Linked DNA regions of Mus musculus: region 2 is linked to region 1. The links are chromatin contacts, found by Hi-C or POLR2A ChIA-PET in ENCODE. All regions are on one chromosome and are shown on one strand. The core of a region is the stretch at or near the end of the contact, and the rest is flanking DNA. Distances in the headings are between cores, read along the strand shown.

The links. Hi-C counts contacts between places; a loop is a spot of excess contacts on that map. ChIA-PET counts read pairs that join two places held with the same protein, here RNA polymerase II (POLR2A).
Region 2: a loop to region 1 is called in a map of gastrocnemius, with 2.3 times the contacts of the local background. The contact joins two enhancer-like sites. A Hi-C loop is called at or near these places in 4 of 37 maps with a recorded cell type or tissue (ES-E14, gastrocnemius and heart). POLR2A ChIA-PET finds 5 or more read pairs at or near these places in 2 of 5 experiments (both embryonic stem cell).

What each region holds. Positions count from the first base shown.
Region 1 is chr14:25,303,084-25,306,339 of GRCm38, reverse strand. All of the region lies in intron 2 of Zmiz1os1 (a long non-coding RNA gene), which reads left to right. LOC115486423 (a long non-coding RNA gene) reads left to right here. Exons shown (of 2, transcript XR_001781198.1): 2 at 1-2,719. Among named protein-coding and RNA genes, the nearest start is that of Gm41113, 75 kb to the left of the region's middle. Within about 2 kb of position 1,671, at least 2 of the 3 ENCODE cell types and tissues checked have a DNase peak (open chromatin) inside an H3K27ac peak, as active enhancers do; they include gastrocnemius and heart, where a contact is called at or near this core.
Region 2 is chr14:25,352,354-25,355,513 of GRCm38, reverse strand. The region is part of intron 1 of Zmiz1os1 (a long non-coding RNA gene); the gene reads left to right. Among named protein-coding and RNA genes, the nearest start is that of Gm41113, 25 kb to the left of the region's middle. Within about 2 kb of position 1,541, at least 2 of the 3 ENCODE cell types and tissues checked have a DNase peak (open chromatin) inside an H3K27ac peak, as active enhancers do; they include gastrocnemius and heart, where a contact is called at or near this core.

The DNA.
Region 1 (3,256 bases), core at 422-2,921:
GGGGCTCATTATCGACTGCAGCAGTTGCTGTGGCTGCTGGACCATCAGGATCTGTGGATGTGTTTAGACAGATGGAGGAATTACAGATGGGCTCAGGAGCTGTACGCGGGATACTGGAGGTTGGTGCTTTCTCCCTGGAGGCTGAGATTTGCAACTCTAGGCTAGATTTGTAAACTGTCAAATCTCAAGGCATTTGAACTCTGCTCTGAGGGGGCAGTGTGAAGTTATAAGCCGTGATGGTCATGATCACAGCTGCCTGTGCTTTAAGAGGTAGGGGATTGAGCAGGAAGGGAACACAGAGATGGTAAGAGACACTGGAAGGGGATAGGATAATGTTAAAATGGATGATGGTGATGTTTGCTGACCCTGATGGTACCGATGAGGTGATGATAAAGGCAATGGCAGTAGTTGAGGGAGTGTGCTGGTGAAGATGGTGATGGTGGTGGTGTTGACAGCAATGGCAATGACAAAGTGATGATGTTGACCGTGATATTTGTGTGTTTGTGGTGATGGTATCGACGGTGTTGATGATGATTATGGTGATGGTAGTAGTCTTGGTGGTGGTAATGGTGATGGGTCATGGTGGTAATGTTTGTAATATTGGTGGCGATGTTTATGGTCTTGGTGGTGACAATGATGATAGTGGCTTTTTTTTTTTAAGTTGGCAGTGATGCTGATGATTATGGTGATGATAGTGGTGGTTGTGGTGCTGCTGTTGATGGTGGTGACAGCGATGGTGAAGGCTGTGGTTGTGGTAATGTTGGCAGTAGTGAATCCTGACCAGGAGAGAATCTAGAAGGTGCAGAAGAGCTGATGTAATGGTATTTGATGACAGGAGCCATTTGCATTAGGGGAGGTGTGAGGTGATGGCTTTGGATGTTCTTATAGCCTATCGGATATCTAGGTGGTGTCCAGTGGACAGTGAGTACTGGGATCTGGAATTTAGCCAGACAAAGATGAGAGCGGTAGAGAATACACCTGCTTTGGGCATGAGATGCCCGAGAGAGGGCACAGAGGGACAGAACCAGAGCCAGGGTCTCTGTGGCTTCCTGATGTTCAGAAGGGTTTCCGAGTCTCCAGGCTTCCTAGGCTCTGCCCAGGGGCTGGAATCCAGGCTTCTCTGCTTGCCTCTCACCAGTGTCACACTCAGTGTTTTTATTCCTCGCCAGGTTCTCAGGAGGATGACATTTGAAAAGGGAGCTCTGTGCTAAAAAAAAAAAAAATCTCTTTCTAACCCAGGTGAAGGAATTGCCATCCTGTGGGGTTAAGAGAAGGGCCTGGGTGACCCCTTGTGACAGCTGGTCCAGGCTGGAATCAATCTGGAGCTCTGCAAAGGGATCGTGGTGTGTGGAGCAGCCTGCGAATAGGGATCTCTTTATAAGGAGGCTCCCTTCTCCCTTAACAAGCCCAGCGAGTCTGCAGTGGGTCTGGTGGAGGGGGTTGCAGCAGAGACGGTGGCAGGGCTTGAGGAGGTGCCTGATTACAAGTCCTCTAAAACCTGGGCTATGGCTCCAGCCAGATGTCGTCCCAGTGAGCACGTGGCCCTGCTGTGGCCCCAGTTTGGCTGCCGATGACTGCCTGGCCTTTCCTGCCCTCTCCTGCCACAGGCCCTCACACCAGGCCGGAATGTCCTCAGGAAGCGGCATCTCGCTCTGCAGAGGGAGCTTTGCTTCTGGACTCCTGGCTGCAGCTCCAGCCAGGATGTTTTGCAATGAGCCTGGGGAAGCGTCCATTCCGGGAAGATCAGGGAGTGGACGGTGCTTGCCAGCAGGGGTCTGGGTGAGAGGGCAGCCACTGCCTGCTGGGCTGGGGTGGGACAGCCCATTCCTCAGGCCCTGTGGGACCTTGGCCTCTAAGCTGTTTATCTGTCTGTCTGCCTGTCCATCTGGATTAGAGGGGCTGGCTTGCTCACTTCAGTTCCCCAAAGGGCTCCCAACTGCAGGGCAGCTTGAGCCTTCTTTCGCTTTATTTCATCTTGGAATGTTTTTGAATATGACTCAAAAGCGATTACAAATTGAAAAGGTACGCCTGCTTCCAGCCACACTGCCCCTGCCCAGGATCCTGGGCCCCAGGAGTAAACTCCCTCAAGTCCCTTTTGTAGTTTGTTGTCTAGTGTTCTGTTTGCAAACAGAAGTGGCTGCTCCTACCCCAGAGGAATCATGCTATGTGCGATGCTTAGGGCTTTGTTCTCCAAAGGGCCACATGACTGTCTGCACAGGACTCCAGCAGGGGTCATCAAGCGCCATGTGGATCCCTCACATAGGACTGTCTGTATTTGCTTTGGAGGAACATGCTGGAGGTGCAAGGCTCTCTACTTTCTTAAGAGCCAGTCCCTTCTCTGGTCTAACCTGTTCCTCCTACTTTCTCATGTAGCCACATTGACAGGAGAAGACCCCGAGGAAGCATGCCCAAGGGAAAACTGTAAATGACAAAGCCGAGGACTTCAATTCAGGTGGACTGGGATTCGACTCTTTCCTCTTTGTCTGTTGTACTGTTGGGAACTTTAGACCTATGGAGTCTTCTATTTTTAGGAGCCAGACCTTCGAAAATTGGAGAGGGCCAGCCAGTATGTCAAGATCTCACGGCTGCCCTTCCCTCTTGTCCTGACACCTGAGCTCTCCTGTGTGTGAAGGATTTCCGCATGCCCAGAAGACAGCTTCAAGCTTCCAGAGCCAGGCACACTTATAGAAGAAAGGAATAAAACCATTTTACAGATGTGTATGCCGAGGCAGCTGAAAGCAATTGCTGACTTGGGTCATGGTTTAAGTCAGGGTGGGTTCTGGGCCCCTGGCCCTCACATGTCCCTACCCAGCATCCTCTTTACCTGCTCTTCCCCCATAGTGTCACTTTGTGCTTTGTCCCTGAAGGCTTTTACCTGTCTTCTCCACTTTTCTCAGCCTTGTTTACCTGACGGTTCCTTTCCTTGGTCTTCACTGGCTAAGGTCAGCCTCTGGTGTGTATGTATGTGTGTGTGTGTGTGCACATGTGTGTGTGCATGTGTGTATGTATGTAAGTGGGTGTGTATGTGTGAGTGTGTGTGTACATGTGTGAGTGTGTTATATGTGCGAGTGTATGTGTATGTGTGGGTATGTATATGTGAGTGTGTGTATGCATTCTGTGAGTGTATATGTAAGTGTGAGTATGTGTAAATGATTATGTGTGTATATATGGGTGGGTATGTATATGTGTGAGTATGTATACGTATGTGACTTTATATGTGTGTGTATGTGTGAATGAGTGTGTGTATGTGTGTGTG
Region 2 (3,160 bases), core at 292-2,791, 49 kb before region 1:
TGTCTTTGTTGTACACTTTCAAAAATTATTTTATATTTTAGTTACTTATGGTGCCACCTAGGTAAGGACTTCATGATATTTGTAAAGTTCTCAGCTAGCAGAAGTCCAGGGGTCTCCTGATCTACCCTGGACCCTAGATCCTTTTTGCCTTGAGATAGCCTGGTCTTCACTGTCCACAGGTTCTGCCATGCCTGCCTGTCTGTGCTGCCAGCTGACAAGAACAAACTCGTCCACAGTTCTCTAGCCGGGGAGAGTCTTGGCATCTTGCAACGTTGGTAGCCCCAGAGGCTTCCAGTTGTACTGTACTCTGCACCTTTCTGCTAATGCTGTAGTCCAAATACCCCTTCCCCCCAACTCCCCAGATGTGCAGAGCTTCACTGATGAGCTCTGGCCTTGCAAAATGCCAGCTGTCTATGCCCTCCATTCTCCCCTGCTGCTGGGCAGGCAGCTTGGTACCCCCTTAGCTTAGAGAGCAGAGGCTGTCTAGAGCTGGACTTATCTGGAGAGTGCTCTCTGTCATCTTGGGTCAGGTTCACTAGAAATAGAAGCTAAAACACATATTCCTGCACAAGCGGGCTATGGAGGGAGGGTGTTCTTCAAGGTATCCAGCAAGGTAGCCAGAAAGCAGGCTAAAGGAGCCAGAGATGCTAAGCAGAGACAGAAAGCACAGCCTTTGCCCCTCCACAAGGGCTGCTTGGAAGTATGAACTGTATCAGAGATTTCTGGTAGTTTAGAGTTACCCTGGCATGGACATCATGGATGAGGTAGAGATCGACCTTGGAGACATGGCACATTCCCAGCCATGTCCAGATCAGACAGCTCCTCTCAGCAGGGTTAGAGGCAGCACATGGTATGCAGCCCGCCCTGTCCCTAGCAGCTGGGGAATGTTTCATAGACGGGCGAGGGAACCCAAGGGTGCCAATCCTATCAGTCACACCCTCCGTAGCCACTGCCATTGTTTCTTTCCAAGAGCAATCTTGTCTTTTCCTGGATTCATCTCCACTTGGCTCATTAAACCAGGATTACACAGGACTCCTGTGTGCCAGGTCCTGGAGGGTCCAGGCAAACTGAATTGTTTCCAAATAACAAGACTGGCCCCATAGGGCCGGCTGTTGCTTTGGGTTAGGGTCTCCAGTCACCCACATCTCAGCTCTAGACATGGTTTCTTCTTTCCAAAGTTCAACAGTACTGTGAACTGAGTGTCTGTTCCCCAAAACGGAGGCTGGACAGCACAGCTTGCGAGTAAGTCTTTTCCTTTGCAAGAGGAATGAGCTGGGGTAAGGTAGAGGAAGAGTCTAGCAGGCACATGAGATTCCTCCCTTTGTAAACTTTCTGAGCTAAGCAGAGGGGTTAGTGTGGAGAGGCTGTTCTTCTTTCTCCCCGCTCCCTTCCTCCTGGCCTGGCTCAGCTGCAGCCCTGGCCTTGCAGCTACTGCTGAGGAAAACAGAAAACCACAGTTATGAGGCCCCAAACAGGCCTGCATCATGTTTACCAAGTGACAGAACCCTGGGCCGCTCTCCAAAGAGGCTGGAGCTCCTGTGGCAACTTAGACGGCCCATCCACGTCCAAGGTTGTGCTTCCCCGGGCCACGAGGGCTGGGGAGGCTGCTGGCGGTCATTGCAGCCAAGTGTCTCATTTCATCAAGAGGCCCACAGATGTGATTGAATTGGCCGTAGTCACCCAGAGCACTGAGGCCTTGTTTAGGACACATGGGAGGGAGGGGAGGAGGCTGAGATTGAGGCCCATGGGTAAGGGGAAGAAAGAAGGGGTTCGGGTAAGGCTCAGGTTCACTTTCACAGGTGACTAGTCTCAGGTCTTGCCTCTCTTCCCGCTCTCGTGTGTGGTCAGTTACTGGTTTTGAAGCTGAGGTCATTGACCAAGGGTCAAGGAAGAAGGTAAGGCTGAGGCTGTACTGGCTTCAGCTTCTGAGAAGGGTCTGGGAAGCTCCACTTTCTCAGACTCAAGCTATCAATTTCTGGTGTCCCCCCCCTTTTTTTTAATCTCTAGGTTTGGGTCAAGGGAGGACCTACAAAACAATCCTCCTTTCTTTCCTTTATGGTGTCTCACCATGCTGAGGCTTCCTTTCAAAGCACCCCTTCATCCCCACCCTGCCCTCGGCTCACAGGTGGCACCGTAAGCTTCCTAAACCAAATATCCTCAAGAACATTGTACCAAGACACTTCGGCTAATCTTGTTTCACTCCATTCAAAATGGCTTTGGGGTCAACCGGGAGTGGGCAAACCTTTGTCCTATCCCATTTAGTTCCCGTTTTCCACATGACATTGCAATCTTTTCCTGTGCCCTCCTCTGACCCTGTTATCTCTTTAGCCCCCATTCCTGGGTAATTATCTGATGTATTTTTATGTGTATAAGTGTGTATGCACGTGCATGGATATCAGAGGAAGTGAGTTTTCTCTTTCCACCATGTTAAGCTTTGGGCTCTGACCATGCCTCATCCTTTGTCTTCTATCCAAAATGGGGTTCCCTCTGCTTCCTAGCCTTGCTGCCTCCCCTACCCCCAAATGAATGAGAAATCAGAAGCTTCATTTATTCCTGTGGCTACCTTGGTCTCTGTCACTGGAGCCTGAACGCCATACTTTTAGGTCACACCTGTCCCCTGCTCCACTGCCCAGAACCATCTTATCTCAGAAACCCCTTCCTGCTTATGTCCTGAGCTTCTGGTTAGAAGAACGATTCCCTACATACATTTTTAAGGTTTGGATGAAGTGTGCTTTGCCTCTCCAAGGCTCCTGTTATTGGAGCTTGGCTGCCAGCTGGTTGGTAGGCTTTGGGAAATGCTCTAAACCACTTAATGGATTGATTCTTTGGTGGGTTCAGGGCTCGTCACTGGGAGGAAGTGGAAACTTGTGGAGGTAGACGCTTTGTGGGAGAAGCAGGCCACTGAAGCACATCCTTGGTGGTCGTATCTTGTCCTGTCACCCTCTCCTCTGCCTTTTGGCCATGTTTCTAGGGTTGCATGTCCTCCTCTGTCCCACTATACTGTTCTGCCTCTCTACAGGTCCATAGCAGGGAAGCCAGCCAACCACAGACTGGAAACCTCTGAACTGGTGGTTCACCCTCCTTCTACATTGCTTCTTGTAGGCATCTATCTGTCTCAGCAAGGAAACCAAGACTAGCCTAGCCACTGATCTCCTCTTTT